Regions from separate parts of the Mus musculus genome. Here all the other regions are linked to region 1. Evidence: chromatin loops called from intact Hi-C (ENCODE). Cell type or tissue: left cerebral cortex. All regions are shown on one strand.

The links. A loop is a pair of places that touch in the nucleus more often than their neighbours do. Peaks named below come from ENCODE experiments on the same cell type or tissue, not always from the same donor. Only the 100,000 strongest peaks of a DNase experiment are listed, where the experiment ranks them.
Region 2: it touches region 1 in a loop (4-fold over the local background); 11 of 42 quality-filtered maps call a loop at or near these places.
Region 3: it touches region 1 in a loop (2.4-fold over the local background); 11 of 42 quality-filtered maps call a loop at or near these places.
Region 4: it touches region 1 in a loop (6-fold over the local background); 10 of 42 quality-filtered maps call a loop at or near these places.
Region 5: it touches region 1 in a loop (4-fold over the local background); 6 of 42 quality-filtered maps call a loop at or near these places.
Region 6: it touches region 1 in a loop (7-fold over the local background); 6 of 42 quality-filtered maps call a loop at or near these places.

Annotation. Positions count from the first base shown.
Region 1 is chr9:64,959,197-64,963,196 of GRCm38, reverse strand. It overlaps Ints14 (integrator complex subunit 14), which reads right to left and starts at 2,365. Exons shown (of 13, transcript NM_001077631.2): 1 at 2,259-2,365; 2 at 1,199-1,503. In left cerebral cortex, CTCF peaks have their summits at 2,400 and 2,910; DNase peaks (open chromatin) are centred at 2,343 and 2,847; H3K4me3 peaks cover 1,397 bases; H3K27ac peaks cover 1,263 bases.
Region 2 is chr9:64,778,171-64,782,170 of GRCm38, reverse strand. It overlaps Gm36365 (a long non-coding RNA gene), which reads right to left. Exons shown (of 3, transcript XR_379558.3): 3 at 2,809-3,475. Among named protein-coding and RNA genes, the nearest start is that of Gm36365, 8.8 kb to the right of the region's middle. In left cerebral cortex, CTCF peaks have their summits at 2,447 and 3,831; a DNase peak (open chromatin) is centred at 2,414.
Region 3 is chr9:64,346,015-64,350,014 of GRCm38, reverse strand. No RefSeq gene overlaps it. Among named protein-coding and RNA genes, the nearest start is that of Dis3l, 6.8 kb to the right of the region's middle. In left cerebral cortex, a CTCF peak has its summit at 2,476 (motif pointing left); a DNase peak (open chromatin) is centred at 2,436.
Region 4 is chr9:64,338,358-64,342,357 of GRCm38, reverse strand. It overlaps Dis3l (DIS3 like exosome 3'-5' exoribonuclease), which reads left to right and starts at 1,101. Exons shown (of 17, transcript NM_001001295.2): 1 at 1,101-1,365; 2 at 2,726-2,879. The coding sequence starts at 1,227. In left cerebral cortex, CTCF peaks have their summits at 1,065, 1,269, 1,876 and 2,750; DNase peaks (open chromatin) are centred at 1,257, 1,715 and 2,526; H3K4me3 peaks cover 2,036 bases; H3K27ac peaks cover 2,132 bases.
Region 5 is chr9:64,901,605-64,905,604 of GRCm38, reverse strand. Dennd4a (DENN/MADD domain containing 4A) reads right to left here. Exons shown (of 35, transcript NM_001162917.1): 25 at 1,266-1,455. Among named protein-coding and RNA genes, the nearest start is that of Gm39361, 29 kb to the left of the region's middle. In left cerebral cortex, CTCF peaks have their summits at 2,002 (motif pointing right) and 2,763; DNase peaks (open chromatin) are centred at 1,307, 2,019 and 2,699.
Region 6 is chr9:64,280,003-64,284,002 of GRCm38, reverse strand. Tipin (timeless interacting protein) reads right to left here and starts at 2,418. Exons shown (of 8, transcript NM_001324557.1): 1 at 2,356-2,418. In left cerebral cortex, no CTCF peak of the experiment used is centred here; a DNase peak (open chromatin) is centred at 2,422; H3K4me3 peaks cover 1,246 bases; H3K27ac peaks cover 406 bases.

The DNA of each region.
Region 1 (4,000 bases):
TAACAACAGGCACTGCCCTTCAGTACATGTCCAACTGTAACTGTGTGACAGTCTGCAATTCCTTTGTAAGTAGGTTGTTGGGAACTCAGCACATACTAGTTCATGGCAACAATGTTATATGTAAGAGCAGATCAAACAGGAAAAGCCTTTTTTTTAACCACATATTGGCCATAGATACATCTCACATATTGTAACAGCTCATGTATCAAATACCAATGAAGTTAACCCAGAGAAAAAAGTTTTACTTTTCAGACTCTCTTTACCAGTCCAAAATGTTAGACAGTAGGAAAGAAAATTAAAAGAAAATTTCATTTTTTATTCAGTGTATGTATCTGTGTGAGCGCCTGCCATACATGAGCAGGTGCCCTCAGAGGCCAGAAGAGGGTGTTAGAGTCCCTAGAGTTGGACAGGTGGTTGTGAGCTGCCTAATGTGGGTGCTGGGAACTCAACTCAGGGTCTCCAGAAGTGCTCTTAACCACGGAACCACTCCAGCCCCTAAGGAAAAATTAAATATGTATCCCTCTCTCTGTCTCATTAAACAATGTGTTAAACATATTCACTCTTCTGGGAGATGACATGACCTCACCACCCCCGACACCCCCCACCCCCAAGCATTACTGCCCTGTTTTGCTACATACTAGCATTTTCCTAGGTCCATGCTGCCTAGGAAAAGTGAGTTCAGAACTGTATTAAATGAGGTCACTAAGGGCAAGGATCACAATAAGAGTTTGCTTCATATTGGGCAGTGGTGGCGCACACTTTTAATCCCAGCACTCGGGAGGCAGAGGCAGGCGGATTTCTGAGATCGAGGCCAGCCTGGTCTACAGGGTGAGTTCCAGGACAGTCAGGGCTACACAGAGAAACCCTGTCCCGAAAAACCAAAAAAAAAATAAAAAAATAATAAAATTTTAAAAAGACTTTGCTTCCTAATGTCTACTCAGGTTTACATCTGGCACACAGCAGGTGCTCATCAAAATCTCAACATAACCAATGAACTACCCCTAATACAACATACATTAATTCATTAGGAAAATACATTGTAAATTTTAACTCTGTACACAAAAATACACTTTCTTATTTAAGCAGAGCCACCAGGGAGTCCTGCACTTCTGCTCAGGTGCAGTTTATCCAGCTCTTGTGGGTCACATTTATGCACGGAAGCCTTTATGGTTTTTAAAGCTGATGATCACGCCCTCACCTCTTAAGAGATTGAGAAACAGTTTTCTGGATCAAGTACCAACAAGCACTTCCAGTCCATGAAATTGCTGCTAGCACTGCAATGGGTGACCGCAGCTGTCAGTCTGGCCTTCTCTGAAGACACCTGAGAAGCTGGCTCTTTCTCCTGACTGATGCATTTGTGTCAGGGCCCGAGTGCACTTCCTCAGCCGTGGCCGACTTGTGGCAATCCAATTTTGTTTTTGGGTTGTAAGCACTGGGATAAACGAAAGAATGGAACGTCCCTGAAGGCTGTTTCACTCAAGCAGTCTGGGCTTAGCCACAAAACTGAAAAATAAAAGATCTCTCATTAGTAGATAACACGATGTATTTCTCACTTGGGCTGACTCTGATCAAATTTCCCCACACCGCCCTCAGCCTTTCCAATTGGTACCATTTTACAATGTTTCAGATAACCAAGGGTTTTCTTTCTCCTGGACAGTCTACTCCTGATGATACATCCTCGCCACATGACTGCTCTAAAAGCCATCAATTACATTTATAGTTCTACTCTGAAGGGGATCATTAGCCCATTCATAGCAATTTGACGCTCAGGAATCTCTCAAAGCTCCACTTCAGTTTCTAAGTGCATACACGTCGGCTTTTCTGTCGCTCTGGCTTGCCCTACGAATTCCTCTAAATTCTCAGATGATTAATATCTGAATGGGTAGCCTGAAGTGCAGCAGAGTTCACTTAAGACTGCAACTGAAGAATAGACCTTTACCTTTAAAACGAGCCCAAAACATTTGTTGTATGGAACTCTCGGGGAAAGAGGGGACGGAAGTCTCAGGGTCCAGGGACGGAAGACTCTCAGGGGAGGAAGAAACACGGCCCCAAGCGCGGAATCCTGCTGCTTACAAGACCCGGGCCACACAGAGGGCAGGCCTGTCGCAGGCCCTGGAGCCAGCGCCCCTGAGACCGCCACCCTACGCGGGCCTCAGAGAAGGTCCGCCGCCCGCCCTGTGTTGTTCCTTCCACTCCTTCCCCTGTAACCCCAACCGCCATCGAAACACAGCCCTCAACAGGCACATTCCCTGACTTACCCGGAGCCCATCTCCAGCCTCTGTCCGTCCGCTTAAACCTTCCGTCCGCGCGCCATAGCCGGAACTTAAGGGCCGTGCGACATAAGGGAACCCGGAGGCAGCGAATAGCGTGGGCTGGGCGGGGCTTCCAGCCCACGGGCGCTGGGTTGTGGCTCTCCCGGGACGCTAGGGGGTGCTCCTCCTCTGTCTCTTGCCCACGGAGCCCCAATTTCCTCCCAGGCTGAGCCCTGCGGGGGGTTTCTGGCCCTTCCCCCTTTGTCTTACCCCATTCTGGGTGCCTCCCTCCATTTATCTCTGCTTTGCCTTTTTATTAACCTGTAGACCCCTGGCCAGTGTCTAACATTTCTGTCATTGCTTTTCTTCTTCAGAATTCTCAGTCACACCGACAGAACAGTAGGATGCTCTTCCTACTCTTAAAAAACTGTAATCCCCGGCTGAGTGCTCAGACTGTAAGCACCTGGCTGCCCTGAGTCTAAGTTGCATTGAGATCTTAGTACCACGTTATTTCCCTACCCTGACTTTGAGACCGGCAGAAGCGTGACTCAGTTATTGCTTTTGTGCCTGAGATGTGCTGAAGGTTTTGCTTTTAGGATTCCATGTAAGGCTTTGAGGGTCCCTGCCTGCTTCTCTCCACCAGGTGTCCCTAGCATAGCATATGCCTCAGGGAGTTCCTGGGCGGGGATGAGAGGGTGAGGTGGGCAAAAGGTGACTTGCTAACCCTGTGGGCTGTAGGGGCCTGGAGAATGTCAGTTAGTAGTAGGCCTCAACGGATGCTAACAGAACGCTGGGTAGTTATGGTTCAAAGACCAATACTTCACAACAGCAATTACAAGTGAGAACACAGAGCTCCCTGTAAAGTCTTAGGCATATGGCTTTCTTTAAGCTTATGGGTTGCAAGCGGGATAAGGAAGGGAAACTCTTAGAACTGACTTACCACAACTTGCTCCGTGGGAAAGTGTTTGTTGTTCTTTAATGTTTCCTCTTTCTATTAGAGGTGGCAGAGAAAGCCAACACTAGACTCTGGGGAACCAATATCAAGGCCGCATGGCCTGTAGACTTAGCTTTTGTTTGCTGCAGGACATCTTTCTCCAACCAGGCTAGTTTCAATATTTCAAAAGACCTTGCTATGTTTGAACAGTTATGGGGCTCTAGGTAAGTAAGAATATATAGCCTGATTACTTAGCCGTAATGGGAGAGATCTGGCCAAGACTATGCAGACAGAGGAGTTATCTGTCTAGTTGCTCTATTGTGGTGATGATTCAGCCATGGATTGCTGTTCTAGGCCAGCTTAGATACATGGTCTGGTTTATGACCTTAAAGACTAAACTTAAGTTAATTAGTTTGCTCATTTTTAATGATCTGATAGGTGTTCAGATTTGTTGTCGTCGTCCTCGTTCTGCTGAACAGCTGGCTTTTCGGTGACGTAGAAAGGAATAAGTCTTTTTTTTTTTTTTTTTCTTTTTTGGTTTGGTTTTTTGAGACAGGATTTCTCTGTGTAGTCCTGGCTGTCCTGGAACTCACTTTGTAGACCAGGCTGGCCTCGAACTCAGAAATTTGCCTGCCTCTCCCTCCCGAGTGCTGGGATTAAAGGCGTGTGCCACCACGCCCAGCAAGTCATTTTGTTAAAACTGATGATAAAAGACAGAACCATCGAGAGGGGACCTCATGATTGGCTCCAAATCAGAAGTTTGTTCAATGACGATAAAGTCAGAACATCAATGACAAGAGACAGAGTAATTCAA
Region 2 (4,000 bases), 180 kb after region 1:
ATACCTTAAGCTCTAAAGTCTAAAACAGATGGGGCTGCAGAGATGCTGAGTGGTTAGAGTTCTGGATGCTCGTGTAGAGCACAATTTCCAGCACCTACCTGGCAGCTCACAACTGCCTGTAGCTCCCGTTCCAGAGGGTCTGATGCCCTCCTCTGATCTCTGTGGGCACGGGGAACACATGTACTGCACAAATATTATGCAGGCCAAGCATCTATGTACATACAAAAATTTAAAACTTTCCACTAAAGATCTAAATCAGAGGATATTATTTCTGAGGAACAACTTATAAGTTATAGAAATGATTTGGATTTTCTAAAATTACAAAGCAAGAGTGAGTCCAGCTGCCAAGCCTGCTGGCACACGACTTTGATTCCAGCGCTGGGGAGGCTGAGGCAGAGGATGTGAGTTTACAAAATGGTCTACATAATGAGTTCCAAGCTAATGAGGTCTATGCAATAAGACTCTGTCAAAAGAAAAAACAAAGCAAACAAAACAAAAAACAAACAAAAAAAGGCATCTAGCTAATGCTGAATTGAGATTATAACCTGTTATTTAATTGTGAAAATGTAGTTAAGAATCAAAGTCAACCAAAAATATATGGATATTTGACGTTAGATAGAAATTGACTGATTTTTATCTTCCTATTTTTGTCAGGATAGAAAATACACAGAGGTTGAGGCTTGTCTTTTATGTCATTGGTTTCTAGTTACTTAAATAATTGATGTGTCCTTTATTAATATTTTACATTGACCAGGATTGGCAAGATGGATCATTGTAAAAGTGCTTGTCATGCAAGTTTGGAGATCCAACTCCGGTCACCAGAATCCACATAAGAAGGAAGACAGAGAGAGCTGACTCCTGAAAGTTGTCCTCTGACCTCCAAACTCAGTGGCACAATTCCCACACACGTGTATCCTGCAATCAAGCAAACACACACACACACACACACACACACACACACACACACACACACAATTTTATCTTGACCAGCATGACTTCAATGAGATGGACTGTCCTTCTTTGCATGGATTTTACCCTCTTATTACAAAATACCATATGTTTAAAGTGGAAAGAAGGAAAACATAGCAAGTTATAAAGGAAGATTGCAATCCTATCGTCAGTTTGAATTTGCAGGAATCCCCCATTTTACATATGGATGTTCATGGAGTTGGGGTTAATATTGTACACTTTGTGCCCTTGCTTTTTTTTTCCCAATTTATGTTTTATTACAAGCATTTCTGTTTATCATCAAAGACCCTTTTGTGATATGTGTGTATATGTGTGTAAGTGTTGTCTGCATGTGTGCATATGTGTGGGGTCCACTTGTCCACACAAACACAATGTAGACCTCAGAGGTTAGTGACTGGCTTCCTCTTGAGTCTCTTTTCCACGACATTTTTTGAGACAAGGTCTCATCAGTTACACTCTGATTAGCAGAGCATGAAAACCTGATGAAACAGGCTTGAAAAAAAGTGTATTCATTAGTGTGTGCTAAATGCTGTGTTGCAAGGTCGGGGACAACTTACTGTAACTGGTTCTCTTCTTTCTTGGGGATCGAACTCAGGTCATTAGACTTGGTGACAAGTACCATTACCCACTGAGTCCTCTTATTGCAACTTTTTATTACTTCATTTTGTTTTGCTGATACAGGATGTCACGAAGCCCAGGCTTGCCTTGGACTGTAGCCAAAAATGGGTTGCACTAATACTGGGATTACAGATTATTTGTTGTTGGGTATGGAACCCAGGGCTTCAAGTATGCTAGGCAATCACCCTACCAACTAAGCTACCTTCCTAGCTGAGGATGGGCTCTTCATGATGCAATCTGTTTTAGAAAATATCTAGTTTCCTCTCTGTTCTAGTGTCTGCCTGTCTGATGTCCCTTATAGGCAAAGAGTTCTTCCACAGATCGTCTAAAGCCATCTATGACATTGGTGAAAATGTTCACACGTATGTACGTATGTATCGTTTACAAACCCGAAGTTCACAGTGAAAGAAAAGATTTGTGAAAGAGACTCCTCTGAGTGACGTCTGTGCGCAGGAGATGGTCCTGTTGTGACTAGGTGCAGAGAGACAGCATAGCATGGCTTAGGGTGTCAGCTCATATTCAGACCACAGATAAACCCTGTCTCAGGACACCAGGAGTGATGCACCACTGCTCCCATCAAGGTCTTAGCATTTGAATATTGGCAAACTGATGCTGTCTTCTTCCTTCCGGTTCTCAGGAGAACAGTTTGTAGGTGCGCGGGATATGAACAGGAGAGATGATCCACAGCGATATCTTCTACGTCTCAAATGAGTAGCATCCGCTAGCACCCATGTTTGCTAGAACAGGGTTAAGATTTTTATCTGAGGCAAATGTGTTCACAGCAGGTGGCTAGCAACCCAAGTGCAAACACCAGGCTTTCCCATTTTCTTGTAAAATAACGAGACACCTAGTGGTCACAACATGAAATGCATTTCTGAAAAATATTCAGTTACTATCCAGGTAAATACTGACCACCCCAATGTTTAATTTGACAAAAGTAATTATGTACTTCCTGGTGTGCCAGGGTATTTTGTATCCCAGGTTGCTCTCAAACTAGCTAAATGTGACTTTGAACTTGTAATTCTCTTGCCTCTGTCCCCTGAGTGCTGAGATGACAAGGATGTGTGACCATGGTCAGTTTGTATGGTGCTAGGTATGGAACACAGGGCTTCCTGCTCACTAGACAAGCACTCTGCCAACTGTGATACATCCCAAGATTCCAAATGGGCTGTTGTTAGAGAATTTACTCAAAGACAGGATCAGACCAACCGCTGAGCCACATTAGATAAGCGTAAGACACATTGTTTATTATATTTCACAGCACTCCATAGCTTTCAAAGACCTTTCAACACTGCACCTCTTTTCTGTACAATAAACACAACAAAGCTGGAGATAGTGATCAGCGGGAAGCGCTTATGGTTCTTGCATTACATCAGAGCTCTGTTCCTCGCACCCACATCGGGTGGCTCACAGCTGCCGTATTCAGCTCTAGAGATCTAATGCCCTGTTCTGAACTTCACGGGCACCTGCACACATGTGACATGTACACACAGAAACATACACACCTGCACCCGCACATATGTGGAATATACAGATACATGCACATTTTAAAAAACAATAAAATAATAGGGAAATACAATAATAGTATTTCCTTATAGGTTGGAGCTCCCCAAGGGAAGAGGTCACAGCACTCTCCCCCAAAACTGACTCTGTGTCCAATACATAAGGACTAGGTGCTTGGTAAACGTTTGATGAATAGGGAGCTGGAGAATTGGCTCAGTAGAAAGCAGTGACTGCTCTTGCAGAGGACTTAGGGTTCCATTTCTAGCACCTACATGGCAGCTCACAACTGTAACTCCAGTCCAGGGTAACGGACATCCTCTGCTGGCTTCTGTCGGTGTCGGCACTCAGTGCGGGCGGTGCACAGATAGACATGTAGGTCAAACAACTATGTACATAAAAGAAAATAAATATATATTTTTTAAGTTTGATGAGTTGAACTGACTGAGAAGCTAGCTATCCCAAGAAGCAGGATGGTTTCTCACCTTTCTTCTATATGAGGAAGCAAAAGAGCACAGGATAGAGAATTGCCTTTTAGGTAAATAATGATTCACTATGACCCATCCCCTACATGGCTTGGCTTTTGCCATGTCCAAACAGACAAACAGACCATGTAGGAAAGCCATTGGCCTTCATCTATTTTGTTTTGCTTCTAAAAATTTATTTCATATATATATAGTGGGTGTGGGTGTGGGTGTGGGTGGTGTGTTTTGAGTGCAGTACCCTCAGGGGCCGGAGGAGGGGGCATCAAAACCCTTGCAGCTGGAGTTACTGGAGGTTTTGAGCTGCCCAATGTGGGTATTGGGAACTGAACTCTATTCCTCTAAAAGAGCAGCATGCACTCTTAACTGCTGAGCCTTCTCTGTAAATCAATGGCTCTCAACTTCCCTAGTGATGTGTAATATAATCCTAT
Region 3 (4,000 bases), 610 kb after region 1:
TTAAGTATTGTGAGTAGTTTATCATGGCCTGCTTGGTGTTGATCAGCTATATCCTATTTAGTTGGTTTTTCCTTTTTACTTTTCTGCCAGATGATGAATGTAACAGGCCATGGACAAAAAACTCCATGTTACCAGGATCATAAATCTCATGCCAGCATTAGCCAATAAGTAGGGTTGCCCGTAAGTCTGCATCCGCTAATGAAGAGGCCGGCTTCAGGTTACTGTCTACACTTTTATATACACGGAGAATAACTGCAGTTCCAGGGCTCAAAGACTTCCCCTTCCCTCTGGCTTCTGGATCAGGGATTGGCAGGTGCTGGGAGCTTCAGAGAAAGGGAAGTGTTCTGTGATCACTGTACTGCCTCCAGCTAATTAAAGAACAATGTTAGGGGACTGGAAGGGCACCAAAATGCCTTCCAGTCACAAAAGATAAGGCCTTGAAAGCTAAATGGTAAACAAGACAAGATTCTTACGGTTTCTAAAATCTAAGCTGGTTCTCTCATGGGGCTTCTAATATCTCTTGAAGTGTGTGTGTGTGTGTGTGTGTGTGTGTGTGTGTGTGTGTGTGTGTGTATGTGTGTGTGTGTGTATACAAGCTCTCTACAGAGATGAGCTCTTCACAGTCTGCCCATCAAAGCTCTGCACAGGAGGCATGCTGCCCAGGGCCCAGCTGCCCACTGTGTCAGGCTTGCTCACAGAAGCCACCAGGTGAAGGAGGGCTCAGAGAGGGCTGACATCTTAAATTCACAATTCAGATTTTCAAGAGATGCCAGGAGTCCTCTCACCTAGCCCAGGGATCCTAAGAATGGGTCCTATAGCTCACCTCCTCTTTTTTTTTTTTTTTTTTTTTTTTTTTTTTTTTTGGTTTTGTCGAGACAGGGTTTCTCTGTGTAGCCCTGGCTGTCCTGGAACTCACTTTGTAGACCAGGCTATTTCCAACTCAGAAATCCGCCTGCCTCTGCCTCCTGAGTGCTGGGATTAAAGGCATGGGCCACCACACCTGGCAGCTCACCTCCTCTTTCTGAGAGGCTGTTGGGTAGGAGTATAAAGTGTGGCCTTGCTGCCCTCCCCCAGTTGAGGAGGGGACAGCTTTGTGCAAGGCTCTAACGTGAAGTCTGGGCTCAGGATGATGACGCAGCGCTGGAGCCATGCAACCTTTGCTCACTGAGCCATCTCAGTAGCCCGAGATTCTTTTTTTTTTTTTTTTTTAATCATCTTGGTAGCTGGGCATGGTGATGCATGCCTTTAGTCCTAGCCCTCAGTAGACAGAGGCAGGTGCATCGCTGTGAGTTCCAGGCCAACCTGGTCTACAAATCGAGTTCCAGGACAGCAGGGGTTGTCCCACAGAGAAACCCTGTCTCAACAAACAAACAAAAACAAAAAATTGGTAGACAGAATTCTAAGACCTTCCAAGATTCCTGGCCCTTTGGTGTAGACACACTTTATCCCAGTTACTTGTTCAAATGAGAGTCTCGGTGGTGGTGTGGAGGGCCTTTTAAACAAAACTTAGATCCCAAGTGAGTGACGGCTTATGCCTTTAATCTCAGGGCTCGGGAGACTGCGGTGCAAGGATTGCTGGGAGTTCACGCCACCCCAGAACAGGTAGAGACGCTTTGTCCCAGAAAACAAACAAACAAGCAAGCAAACAAGCAAACAGTTGGGAATAAGTGCCATTTCTAGTTTCTGTCTGTATTCTCTTGCTTTTTAACCAGATAGAAAAGTACCCTTTCACGTGCCTTTTACCTTACTTATTAAGCAATGAAAATAAGTAGATGTTCCTTATTTAATTTATCCTAAACCTGGAGGTTCAGGATCCTGGTCAAGTATTCCTTGTTTTCTTTCCCATTTCTCCTTAAACTTTGTTGTATTTCTATTGATTTCAGAACTCTTAGTCTATTGACACAGATGTAAAATGGGATTTGCCCACCCCCAACTCAGATCTGTGCAGTAACAAAGCAGAGTAAACAGGAAAGCTCTGTGTGATGAATTTATCCAGCGGGAAAAAAAATATTTATCAAGACCTGCTGAAACATCCCTACAAGATGGACAAAAACTTAATCTCATCAAAGAAAATCAATCAAAAAAATTAAACCACAAGAGCAATGTTTCTATTTTTGAATTGTAATTGGCGAGCCAGATGACTGAATTTTCTTCTACTCCGCCTCAAGACTCAGGAATTTATTTTCTTTTTTTGGTGTTAATCAATGAAGCTTAGCTTCTAATTAATGTGGAAGTATCCAGACCCTTGAGCTCCTTGAACAAAGGTTTTGTTAAAACACTAACCTGTTTGCTTGTTTCTTTTTTGTCTCCAGTAATTGGATACATTTTAAGAGTGGTATGTGAAAGGCCAAGGCTTTCACTATCAGATATTCCCATGGAAGGGATCAAGTGAGGCACTTAGTTTGGAAAAAAAAAAAAAAAGAAAAAGGAAAAAAAAAAATCGATGAAACAGCACCTCCTAGTGGTAGAACACTAGAGTTACTGGCAGGTACAGTGGAAATTTGGCTGAGACCCTTATAAGTGTAAAATTAGAGCAAGTTAGCAGAACATCTCAGAATAATCATTGCAAACTGTGTTATTAGAGTTCCTTGAATGTTCTGAATGGCAAATCAAAGATTAATATTAACCTTCAACATATAGGAAATGAAATCTCCCTTAATACAGGTAGCAAAGTGATCTTAGCAAGCACTGCACCCCACTGCCATGGGGTCCAAGTGAGAGCAGTTGACTCCAGCTAATGGGGTAATTGTAGACACGCACAGAACCTTTAGAACCACTAATTCATTGGCATCATGACCCAGAACCTCCTGTGCCAAAGCTCCAGAAGTTAGGTAAATGGTGAGGTCATTAACTGAGTCATGGTTTCCAATTCTGTAGGCCATTGGGTTCCTGCGGCCAGCCATACAGAATGTACCCTGAATCCTACAAGTGTCTGTGTTTACTAAGGACAAGGCTATATGGCTGGGTCAATGCTATAAGAATTCTGTAGCCATTCTGCTTAGGTCCAAAGTCAACTTTGCCACTCTCTTGCTGTGTGTCCTGGGTGGTTGATTCAGTCCTTCCTACGTCATTTCTTTTCCTGGAAAACATATTTTTGAACAGAAGTCAAGGTGGTGCTTTTAGGACTAAATGCAAGAACACAGAAGTTACAAACTGGGCATGAAGCTGCACACCTAGAAGCCGAAGCAGGGGGATTAAGATGTGGAGGCCCTGGGCTGCATAGAGAGCCTTTCTCCATCCCACACCCAACTGTTGTGCCGGGAAGGGTTCACAGCAAAATGTGCCAGGAAGGGTTCATGAACACCCCTCCCCCCCAAAAAAAAAACAAACAAACAACAACAAAAAAAAAAAACCACCAAGGAACCGTCTCCGATGTAATAGCCTTAGGGTTTCTTTATTACAAGCTCAGGCTTAGGCTCTCCTCCAACCCAACTCTGACACAGCAGGACTGGAAGGGAAAGTGGGAGCAGCCCTGAACCCTCAGTAGGACACATTTTATAAGAAAATAGGAGCGAGCGAGGGGTGAGGGAGGGGGTGTCCAGTCTGGAAAGCATCTAATAGAACGGCTATAAGCTGATGGGTGGGTGATCTGAAGCAAGACTATATTTGATCACAAACAGTTTGAAAGTACATCTGAAACAATCAGACTAATCTTTGATTAACTGTTGCTAGGAAGTAGCTAGGGAGTAGTAACTCTGGCCAGGGACAAGCCGTGGGGCCTTTCTAGTACATGGGTATAGCTTGTGTTCTGCTGTAGGTCAAATTCTCAGGCTTTTTTTCCCTTTAAGATGGAGGCCGGTCCTCTCAAAACAAAAGAAAGAAAAGGAAACGACCTGAAGGGGAAATGTGTTGGTTAATCTCAACTGCCAACTTGGTGAGCTCTAGAAACACATGGGGAAGTGGGCCTGTGGGACTGTCTGTGAGGGATTATTTTGATTAGACCAACTGAGGTAAAATTACTCACTCACTGGGCAGTACCATTACCTGGGAGGGATCCTGG
Region 4 (4,000 bases), 620 kb after region 1:
TTGGAAGAACCAGGTGTTTCCAGCCAACTGGGCCAGCCACATTAACCAAAGGTTGCCAAGCAGTAAATTCCTTTGGTGCAGGCGCTCTCTCTTTTATTCACCAGTGACTAGATGATGCTTAACCTGCTTTGAAGTTGAGCAGTTTCTAGCTTCAAGATTGGTTCTGAAACATAATAACTAGGTATCCTTGGGCACTTAAGCTCCCTTAATGCAGCCTCACAGCCTATAAAATGATACAAATAAACACCCACTCCTTTGATTTAAGGAAGCTAAATGATACTCTTGCTCCAGTGGGCTCAGTGCTTGGAGAATCCAGGGTGTGTGGTCTCCCAAGATACCGTCCTTTTTGTCAAACACTACAAGCACAGTACTTAGAGATCATGTCAATAGCGGCTCTAAGAAGTCCTTTGCCCGAGGCTGCCAGCGCTATAAAAGTTGTAGAGTGTTTACCCCAGAAGGACTGGTTTTCATTTTATCTGTAGTGTTTGAATGTTTACGTGTATTAAAATTTAAAATAAGCATATTTTTGAAGAGGAAAACCGGTTTGGCCAGCAGGGTTACCAGCTTTTTTGCTGAGCTTTTCAATTCTTTCAGATACTGCAAAAACAAGGACGAGAAAACTCTACAGTTATTACCTCTGGTTTTTGTTTTGTTTTTTGTTTGTTTTTTGTTTTGGTTTTTCGAGACAGGGTTTCTCTGTGTAGCCCTGGCTGTCCTAGAACTCACTCTGTAGACCGGGCTGGCCTTGAACTCAGAAATCCACCTGCCTCTGCCTCCCAAGTGCTGGGATTAAAGGCATGAGCCATCACTGCCCGGCATTACCTCTGTTGCTATGGCAGCCCTTCGCACACGGGCCTGTGGGTAGAAACAAAGTAAAAAAAATAATAATAAAAATAAAAATAATAATCCTTTTACACTCGACTCTTAGACTACCTGCCACATCCTACCTTCACACCCGAGGATTCTTCGGGTGAAGTTTATCTACACTTTTCCCGCCCGGGGACAACTAAGGCACAGAGAGGAATAAAAGGCGCGAGTAGGACTGGGCCCGGAGGATTCTCAGCCCTGGCTAGGTCGCTCCCGGTAGCGGTAGCGGGAACGTGAACGCTGCTGCCTGCCCGACCAGGCCCGAGGGGCGGGCCTCAGGCCTCGGTCTCGCCTGAGCCTGCCGCCTGCCGCCCGCCGCCCGCCGCTTCCCGGCCACAGTGCCGGGCGACGCCGCCAGCATGCTGCAGAAGCGGGAGAAGGTGCTGCTGCTGAGGACCTTCCAGGGTCGGACGCTGCGGATCGTGCGTGAACACTACCTGCGGCCCAGCGTGCCTTGCAACAGCCCGCTGTGCCCGCAGCCTGCCGCCTGCCGCAACGGTCAGAGCCGGGGTGGACCGGGAAGGCCCGGGCGGGAAGAGCGAGGGAGGCCGGAGCCGGAGAGGGAAGCCGGGGCTCGGAGAGCGAGAGAAGCCGGGACTCGGAGAACGAGGGAAGCCAGGACCAAAGGAACGAGGGAGGCCGGGGCCTGACGTAGCGAAGGCTGCCGGGCGCGAGCGAAGGGACCTGAGGCCTGAGGAGCGAGGGTGGCAGAGGCCCAAAGAGCAAAGGGAATCCCGGCCTGGCGTCGCGATGGCGGCGGGGCCCTAGTGAAGGAAGCGGGACCCAAGGAGAGAGGAGAGCGGGAAGCTGAGCAGCGAGGGCGGCTTAGCGCTGGCATCAAGGGCGGAGCCAGACCCTCGCGGACTGTAGGCAGCCGGAGCGAGCATAACCGTCTGGGCTCGGCGGTACTGGGGCAGCCGGGAGCGGCCCTGGAGCGTCCCCGGTGCGTCCAGTCTTCCCTCCCAGTGGCCGGCACAGGCAGGACCGGCCTCTGCAGCCTCAGGGGCGCTCCTCTCCGGACCTGCCTGCTACAATAGCCGGGCTAAGTGGAAGAGCCTGCAGGCACCGGATGCTTCGGTTTTTCCAGGGGGACCTAAGGGCGTAGGCACCTCCTCCTTTCTGCCCGAAAATGCTATTGGCACCTTACTCCTGAGCGTATTACGCTGGCTGGACATTTGACATTGCCTGCTCTGCTCCTGCCAGTACGCAGACCCTCCAGCTGTTTGTTACCCCTAGTGGGAGATGAGCGTGAGGGGGTCTTTTCAGAATACATGATTGAGGTCACAGCTTGACCAAGGTGTCAGTTGAGTGGAAGCCCATTGATTGAACAGCGCATCCTTTTTAGGACGTTCTCCTCAACCCTAGAACCGTGTAGCCGTGTTAGGAAGCTTCAGACCGAATAGCCTTGGAATTGTTAGATGCTTACAAGGGGTCAACACACACACACATGTGCACTCTTGCCCTTACATATATATACACGTGTGTATATGTAGATAGAGATATAATGGATATGTAAGTAGCCAACGCAGTCAGTGCTCATGCATGTCTGTGATGGCTTAGTAGAAATTTAGTTTCTTCCAGGGACGTACTTGTTTTTAAAATATCATTCTTTCGAAGAAGTGCTGGCTACAACATAAACCATGTTGGGCTTGTATTTAATCACAGCTGAGGGGAGGGGGAGCAATGGAGCTGAACTTTGAGCCTCCACCAAAGTAGATTTGTCTTGTCTTTTAAAAACTTCAAGGTGAAATTAAGATGAGAAGTTATTTTGCACACCGGGAGCACTGTGACATTGAAATAGTCATAAACCAGGTTTGAAAATGTTACCTAATGGCTTCCACTCTGAATTATGTTTCAGATGGGAAGCTCCTGGCTGCCGAAGTCACTCATTACGTGATCCCAGACTGGAAAGTTGTCCAGGATTACCTCGAGGTTCTGGAGTTCCCGGAGTTGAAGGGAGTTATTTTCATGCAAACGGCCTGTCAAGCTGTGCAGCACCAGAGAGGCCGGAGGTATCTGTTTTGCATTATTTATTTATTTATTTATTTTCAGTACCGGTTCCCCTGCCCCCTTTAGAAAAGGTCCCTTGTTAGAGGGAAAGAGGAGGAATTCATTATTTTGTCAGAAAGGATTTTTGAAACTAATTTGGTATTCTCTTTGCTGGTGAGGAATGTAGTAACATTTTATATGTGTGCTTCAACACCTGGCCAAAAGATCTGACTGTAGATCAATAAACTGCTGGGTCCCCGGGATGTACATAGTTAAGATTCTATGGTGAACTGGCTTCTGGTTTACATTTTCATAGGTAGCACTATTATTTCTTCCTTTTATTTTTGCTAATAATATATAGTATTTAATCTTATTCATAGGTACATTGTTTCAGGAGCATTCCTTTCTTTGGAAAAGAATACTTTTAAATCTTATCTTCCTCTATTGTAGAAGCAAACTGTACTTACCGTGATTTATTCAACGAAATTAAAAATAGCTCTTTCTGATTTTTAGATTAGTCCTGTAACTATCAGCCATAGTAATTGTATTTGCTGAATAAAACATTTCTAATTGGACCAGTTTAAAATACTCACCTTGCACCTAAATGAAAGAATAATTGCCCCTTTCTGTGCAAATTTCTTAGAATACAGTTTTGCTTCATTTAATATTTGGAAACTTTTATGAGAATAGCATGTTAGAATTATATACCCAAACCCTCAACACCCCAAGGTATTTAACAAGCAGAAACTGGATTTATTCTGTTTTTAAGATGTTTTGGTTTCTTCAGCTTTTGGTAGTAAAAGGTAAAGTTTTCTTTATTTGTGTATGAAAATGATAAATTGTCCTGATGCTTAGTTCAGAGAAATATACATTAGCTAGAATGTACGTGGGTTTTTTTTTCAAATTGAATATTTTAAAATGAGCTTGAAGTTGATTTTATTCAGACACAGACATATAGATGTTTACACACAGCCAGGTTTAAACACTGCTGCAGGTGTCGTATTTCAATTTCTTTTACTAAAATCAATTTGTTGTTACCATTCAGCTCGCTCACACACAGCAAGCCTCTTCAACCTCTGTTTTCTAAAATGTTTTTAATATTAGGATTGTTTTGAAAACCAATTCCTGGGACAACCGAAAGCAA
Region 5 (4,000 bases), 58 kb after region 1:
TTCTTAACCTCATTTCTACAACAGAATTCACATAAAAATGAAGCTGAGGCATGTCTGCACAGCAAAACACAGAAGTGGTCAACATGCTCGGTCAACGCATTCGTGTGTGTGCATGAGTGTCTGTGGTGTGTGTCTACCGCTGTGTAGCATGTGAGTGCTCACATGTGATATACACGAGGAGGTCAGAGGTGAACTTGTGAAGTCAGGGCCTTCCTTTCACCATCTAGGTCTCAGAGATACGACTCATGCTATCTGGCTTGGCAGCAAGCAGCTCTACCCACTGAGCCATCTCACCTGCCCCAACATATTTTGTCATACTGATGAGACCATGGGAAAATAGGTATTCTTACATTCAGGTACTGAAAATTCAAAATAGGACGTATCTGCGAAAGGAACTGGGAAATACCATTTCAAGGATAAATCGGGTATTATAAAGGTCACATGTTGTAGCATTATTCAAATGGGGAACATAATGCTCAGCAGGGCGGTGGTTACAGTAAACTGATAGGGCCACCCACGAACTAAGTCACTGTGAAAATGGGGGAGGGGCAGTCTCGGTGATAATCCAGGCCCCGCCAGTCTGGTAAGTGAACGGAACAATAGGTGAGAGAGGTTTAGTGCCTGTTACCTTCTAAGTTTCAAAATAGTAAAGATATATAAAAGGACCTGTGTTTACATTCTTTCTTTCATTTGTTTGTTTATTTATTTATTTATTTATATTAGGTATTTTCTTCATTTACATTTCCAATGCTATCCCAAAAGTCCCCCATACCCTCCCCCCCCCCCCACTCCCCTACCCACCCACTCCCACTTCTTGGCCCTGGCGTTCCCCTGTACTGGGGCATATAAAGTTTGCACGAACAATGGGCCTCTCTTTCCGATGATGGCCAACTAGGCCATCTTCTGATACATATGCAGCTAGAGACACGAGCTCTGGGGGGGTACTGGTTAGTTCATATTGTTGTTCCACCTATAGGGGTGCAGATCCCTTTAGCTCCTTGGGTACTTTCTTTAGCTCCTCCATTGGGGATCAAGTGAAAAGATAAACGAAAAGTGAGAAAAGCAGTTCCCTCGAGAACAGAAGCAAACAATATGAGGGATGGGACAGGAGCCAGACTTCTCTCAAAGGGCCCTGATTTTGCCCACACCCCCCCCCAATTTTTCTTCATTTGTTTGCCATGCAAATCTTTTAAGATTGAAAAAAAAATCAAATCATGAAAATAGACAGCTCCTATGACTTGGCAGCATGGCAGAGCCGGGCAGACCTTCTAAGGAGGCAGAGCTTCCCAGGCTGGCCCTGCTGACGTCAATCCCCTTGGTTCCCGAAGCCGCACTGCTTTCTTGGGAGGAAGTGGCTCCTTCCAACTCGTGGCAGACATCTTCATCTGTCAAAGAGGTAGATTCAGAATCCTGGGCTCCCACTGAAGAAAGACTGGTACGATCAGAACTTTGATCCTAAGAACATAATTACAAGCTTAATTTCCTTCACATTTAAAATTATTATTTAAAAGTCACTGTCAGATAGAAACAACTACCTATTACCTTCTACCAGGTGAGCAACATTACAACTTCTGCAAGAAAAACAACCAGTTTTACAAAGGTGTATCATTCTGGATGAGTATGCTGGAGATCAACTCTGCCAGTGTGAGGTTTTATACTGTGTCCAGGTGCGCATGTCTAGGTGTGTGTGCACTGTGTTCAGTTATTCATATGTGTACATGTGCACAGCCCAGAGGAAAACCTTAAGTGCTGTTCCTCAGCACTTGTCCACTCTTTTTTGAGACAGGGTCTCTCATTGGCCTAGAGCTTGCTAAGTAGGCTAGATTAGACGGCCAACAAACCTCAGGGTTCTCTGGTCCCATGCAATTGCTGTAAATGACAAACACAAGCCACTGCAGCTGGCCTTTTTAAAAAAATATTCATTTATTTAAAAAATACTTCACATATTTATGTATACGGTTGTTTTGCTTGCATGTATGTCTGTGCATTCAGTACCCATGGAGGCCACAAGAGGGCATCAGCACTTCTGTGTGGGTGCTGCAAGCTAGGATATACCACTGGGAATGCGCCAATCTCTAAGGCCCTAAGAGCAGCCAATATTCTTAACCACTGAGTGGTTAAGTCCAGTGATCTTTATCTTTAATTCATGAATTAGTTAGAACTTTGGATTTTTTGAATCCATACTTATTAATATTTTTAGTTTGATTCTGCTGTTGTCAGAAAATATACTTTCATTAAAAAAATCTTATTGAGATATAATTTACATGCTATAACATTCAGAAAATAAAATTCACAAAAACTGACTTCAAAAATTCAAGAAAATTTCTTATTAAGGTTTTAGAACTCAGTTGAATTAAATGTTTAAATTGAATTAAAAAATTTACATTTATTTATTTTGTGAGGGAGGAAGTATCTGCACACCACAGCAAAAGTGTGGAGGTCAGAGGATAACCCAAGGAGCCAGTCCCCCTTTACTGAGAAGGTCCAGGGATTAAACTCAGGCGTGGCAGCAAGAGCTCCCGAGCCACTGTGTCCCAGCCCCAGCTGCACTAAGTGACCCCAGTGTCATGGCTTCTCGGCTGAGCCATTCTCAGTGCTTTAAGAGTTGCAGCAAGGCAAAAGGCAGCTTTTATGCTGCAGCTATTTATAATGCCTCCTTCTTAAGATCCAAGTTTTCCTTTTAGTAACGATTTCCTCAGCCTGAACTGCCATGAGCACAGCTTACAGAGTGTGTTTTCTATTCATCTTCCCTGGTCTGAAGTGCCCTTGTTTCACCACAAGCCCTGGAGAGTATTTCACTAGATACAGACTCTGCACTGCTGTGTCCTTTCTTTCAACGCTAAAGACGCTTCCTCACTCAACTCTCCCCTCCATGGTTTTATGACAAAAATACACGGCCATTCAGATCTTTATTCCTTTTGTAATTTTAAAAATACTTTTGAAGTTTACGCCAGGAAGTGGTGGCACACGCATTTTGTCCCAGTGCTAGGGAGACAGAGATAGGTGGATCTCTGAGTTTGGGGACAACCTGGTCTATAGAGTGAGTTCCTGGACAGCCAGCGTTACACAGAGAAACCCTGTCTCAAAACAAAACAAAACAAAACAAAAAGAATTAAAAGTTTGAGTTGTTTTTTTATCGATGCCTTTATTGTTAGCACTTTGCTTATGATGTCTACAGATGCATTTTTTTTTTTAAATATCCACTAGTATTTTGGAGGTCTGTAGCACAGCTCATGTGTGGGGGTCGGAGAATAACTCTCCTCTGCTTTTATATGGATTCTGGGAACTGAACTCAGTTACCTGGCTTGTGCAAGCACCTTCACTGGCAACGAGCATCTCAATGGCCCCGAATGTGGTTTCAAGTCTATCCTTTTGTAGTTTGCTGCATCATGCCTATCTGGAAATTTATATATTTTTTCAATTTGGTAAGTTAAAATATTTCTACTTCAAGTCTCTTTTCTGCAACAATCGTTTTCTTCAATTCTTTGAAAATAACAACTGTATCTATCCTATTACACCTTTCATACTGCCCAACAATTCTCTAAGGCTCTGTGCACTTTTTAAAAGACTCAGTTTTTTTTTTTTCATTTATGTGTGTGCTTTGCTTACATGTATGCAAGTGTGCCATGTGTGCACAGCACTTACAGAGGCCAAAAAGGGCACTGGACCCCTTGGAACCAGAGTTACAGAGAGCTATGAGCCACCATATAGACACTGGGAACAGAACGCAGCTCTCCTGTGAGAGTAGCGAATGCTTGTCTGCTGAGGCCTGCCTCCAGCCCCACTCTGCCTCTTTACACTCCCCTCATTATTCTGCTCTTGAATCTGTGTGCTGAGTCTAGTTTATGCTATGCAGGTACTTCACCACTGAGTTATACCCCCTGCTTCTGTTTCTTGTTTTGTTTTTCTTTCCTTCTTGTTGCCAAGGTTTACCTGTACAGCCTCAGTTGTTTTTGTATGGCTGGCTTTGGTTGTTAGCCGTTTGCTTATGATATGTACA
Region 6 (4,000 bases), 680 kb after region 1:
TATATAGCTCACTAATACCTATAACTACTGCTTCAGGGGCTTTGACATCTGGCCTCAAGTGTACATATCCCCCAAGATACACACTCTTTTTGTTTGGTTGGTTGGGTTTTTTGTTTTGTTTTGTTTTTTCAAGACAGGGTTTCTCTGTATAGGTCCTAGAACTCAATATGTAGACCAAACTGGACTTGAACTCAGAAATTCACTGCCTCTGCCTCCCAAGTGCTGGGATTAAAGATGTGAGCCACCACTGCCCAGCAAGATACACATTCTTAAACCTTCAAAATTTCCTAAATTAAAACTAAAAATATGGGCTGGAGAGATGTCTCAGTGGTTAAGAGCACTGACTGCCTTCCAGAGGTCCTGAATTCAATTCCCTACAACCACATGGTGGTTCACAGCCATCTGTAATGGGATCTGATGCCCTCTTTTGGTGTGTCTGAAGACAGCGACAGTGTACTCATGTAAAAAAAAAAAATCTTAAAAAACAAAAACAGCTAAAGATATTATACTCAGGACATGTCTAAAACATCCCCAAAACTTCTAAATTTATTACTTCTTTAAATTTATGTTTGTTGTATGTATAATAAGAGTGCATTATGTGCCACCGGGGGAGGTCAAAGGACAACCTGTAATGACAATTTTGGAATTGTGGGTTTTGTTTTTTTGGGTTTTGTTTTTTTGGTTTTTCAAGACAGGGTTTCTCTGTGTAGCCCTGGCTGTCCTGGAACTCACCTCTATAGATCAGGCTGGCCTCGAACTCAGAAATCCGCCTGCCTCTACCTCCCAAGTACTGCGATTAAAGGCATGCCCAGTGGTGGTTTCTTTTTTAAAAAAAAAAAAAAGCACAGAAATGGGCTGGAGAGATGGCTTAGCAGTTAAGAGCACTGACTGCTTTTCTAGAGGTCCTGAGTTCAATTCCCAGCAACCACATGGTGGCTCACAACCATCTGTAATGGGATTCAATGCCCTCTTCTGGTGTGTCTAAGCAGCTACAGTATACTTACATACATAAAATTAATAAATCTTTTTTTTAAAAAAGCACAGAAATATTATTTCTTCATTTTAACTCCTGGTATGGGAATTGGCTGCTTCAGATTGCCCACAGCAGCTGGTATGACAGGCCTTGAGCTCTAATGCTGTAACGGCGATTCTGCTAACTGCAGATAGCTTCCTCAGGACTTTTCAGAGGGTAAAGGCCAGGATTGACTGCTTGCTGTTGGCTGTGGTTTTGTTTAGTGGTGAGCAAGAGAAGAAATAACACATCCTCAAGGTCCTCACCTTGCCTCAAACATGCCCCAAGGAACTTGACACTCCTCATCTGCAGGGTAAAGATAATGTTGCCATTTTTCCCCCTATCCTCTCGTTTTTTAGGGAGCCTAAAGGGTAGATTAAGGGTAGAGAAGGGTGGAAGAAAGAATCCACAAAGTAGCAAAGGACTCTGTGGGTAGAGTCAATTCTTTCCTTCCAGCTTTGCATGAGACCCAGGGATCACACTCAGTAAGGCTTGTTCCCCAGCACTATATCGCCTTTACTAGCTGTCCCCAATTCTAAATTTGTGACCGTAAATTTATAAAAACAAAGTACTGGCTCCTGATAATAAACCGCTACGTCTTTGAGTACCTTTAAATGTGGGAACCAAGGGTAGATTATAACTCTACCTAGGACCACTTGGCCTGGGTTCCAGGCCCAGAACAAGCACCCCAATCCTCAAAACATCTAGTTAGTACACTCAATCCCATTCTAATGGGAGTTTGAGAACAGGACTTAAAACTACAATAACCAGCAATTAACCAAAAAAGCACAGTGGGGCTTATCAGTAAACTGGTTTCTCTCAGTGTTTGTAAAGAATTAGATGTTCACAGCCCTTCCTTCTCTCCTTGACAACTGTCACACGTGTTTTAGACACTAACGAGTTAAGTCTCTTTCCCCCTCCAGGTCCTCAAACTCCCAGAGCAGTGTGCGTGACAAATTCAACATCCGATCCACAAGTCCTTCCCGGACCTGTTTCCAACCTACCGTTTTCCCTAGTTGTCAAAACAGGAGCTCCTCGCCCTAAAGGAAGTCCCACCACCCTCACTCTCGTCCCACCGTCGGCGCCAGCCCTAGGGATGTCACCTCTCCCTCGCCTCCCCTCGAGTCCGCTTCCCAGCCTCCCTCTCAGCTAGGTCCGTGCGCGCGGCTCCGGTGCAGGCCCGCCATCCTCCCGCGGCGCCTCCCACCCGCTCCGCCCGCTCCTCCTCAGCCCCGCTTCCGCCTGGCTCCTGGGTGAGACCCCATCTCCCGCGCCCCGCGCCGCCTTTGCAACGCGGGCTCCACTTCCAAAATCTGCGCTCACAGAAACCGGTCTCACCTCACCTAGACAGCGGCCGCCGCCAAGCGCGCCAACACCGCTTCTCGCGAGACTCGGCTCCGCGAGACAAGCTGAGAAATTTGGCGCCAAGGGTAGGCGAAGAGGCGTGGGAGGAGCCTAAGGGTCTGAGCCCCGCCCACCGCGCTCGGAAGCCCGCCTACCCATCCGGAATGTCTGGGACGGCAATGAGTTCTGGGCGCTTTATTAGCTCCAGAAATAGGTCTCCGGGTTTAGAACACGAACGATGGAAGCCAGGCATAATAGTGCACGCCTGGAATCCCAGCACTCGGAGGCTGAGGTAGGAGGATCGCCACAGGTTCCAGGCCAGCGTCTACGAGAAAAAAAAAAAAAAGAAAGAAAAGAAAACTGATTTGTAGAGGAGTAAAACGTAGTGTCAAACAACTTTGGCTGGAAAATTACTGCATCTTCAGAATAGCAAAATGCCACGACTATGAATTTTGTTAATTAAATAAAGATATGAGGAAAAGATTGTAGTTTGTAGTTAGGGTTAGACGTGTAGACCCAAAGAAATATGTCAAGAGCTGGAGAGAGGGCTCAGTGACTAGAGCCCTGACTGCTCTTCCAGAGGTCCTGAGTTCGATTCCCCAGCAACCACATGGTGGCTCACAATCATCTGTAATGGGATCTGATGCCTTCTTCTGGAGTGTCTGAAGACAGCTACAGTGTACTCACATACATAAAATAAATCTTTAAGAAAGAAAAAAGAAATATGTCAACAACAAAAAAAGGAGGGTTCCCTGTTTTCTTTAAAAGTATTGAATCCGGCCGGGCGAGGTGGCACACGCCTTTAATCCCAGCACTTGGGAGGCAGAGGCAGGTGGATTTCTGAGTTCGAGGCCAGCCTGATCTACAAAGTGAGTTCCAGGACAGCCAGAGCTACACAGAGAAACCCTGTCTCGAAAAATCAAAAAAAAAAAAAAAAAAAAAAAAAGTATTGGATCCAGTGTTTACCTTTAATCTTAGGCAGATCCCTGGAGTTCCAGGCCATCCAGTGCTACACAGTGAGATATTGTTTCAAAACAAACAACAAAAAGGGAGGGCAGGGTTGGGGAGATCCCTCAGAGGGTAAAGGACTCCCCCACATTGCATGATGAGCTGAGTTCAGATCTCCAATACCCAGGTTAAAAAACAGCTTGATATTACCCGGAATCCCGATTCTGAGAAGGCAAAAATCAGATTCCTCCAGCTGGCTAGCCAGCCAGCCAGGTTTAACTGATGTGTTCCAGGCACAGTGAGAGACCCTGTCTCAAAGGGGGGGGGGGGGGGCTGAGACATACAGATGGCTTAACCATTAAGAGTACATGTTGCTCATGTAGGGGACTCTAGTACACTCACATAGTGACACAGCCGTGTATGATTCCAGGGTATCTGAGGCTCTCTTCTGACCTCCAGAGAACCAAGCACTCTGTAGATTTATGTATGTATATCATGGTTTATGTATGTATGTTTATATGTGTGGATATGTATGTAAATATGAATGGTTTATTCATGTAGTTATGGGTATGTATAGATGCATATATGGTTTATTTATGTATGTAGGTTTATTTATGCATGGGTATGTATGTACACAGGCATATATGTATTACATACACAACCATACATATAAAAGTATTTTTTAAAGATCTATTT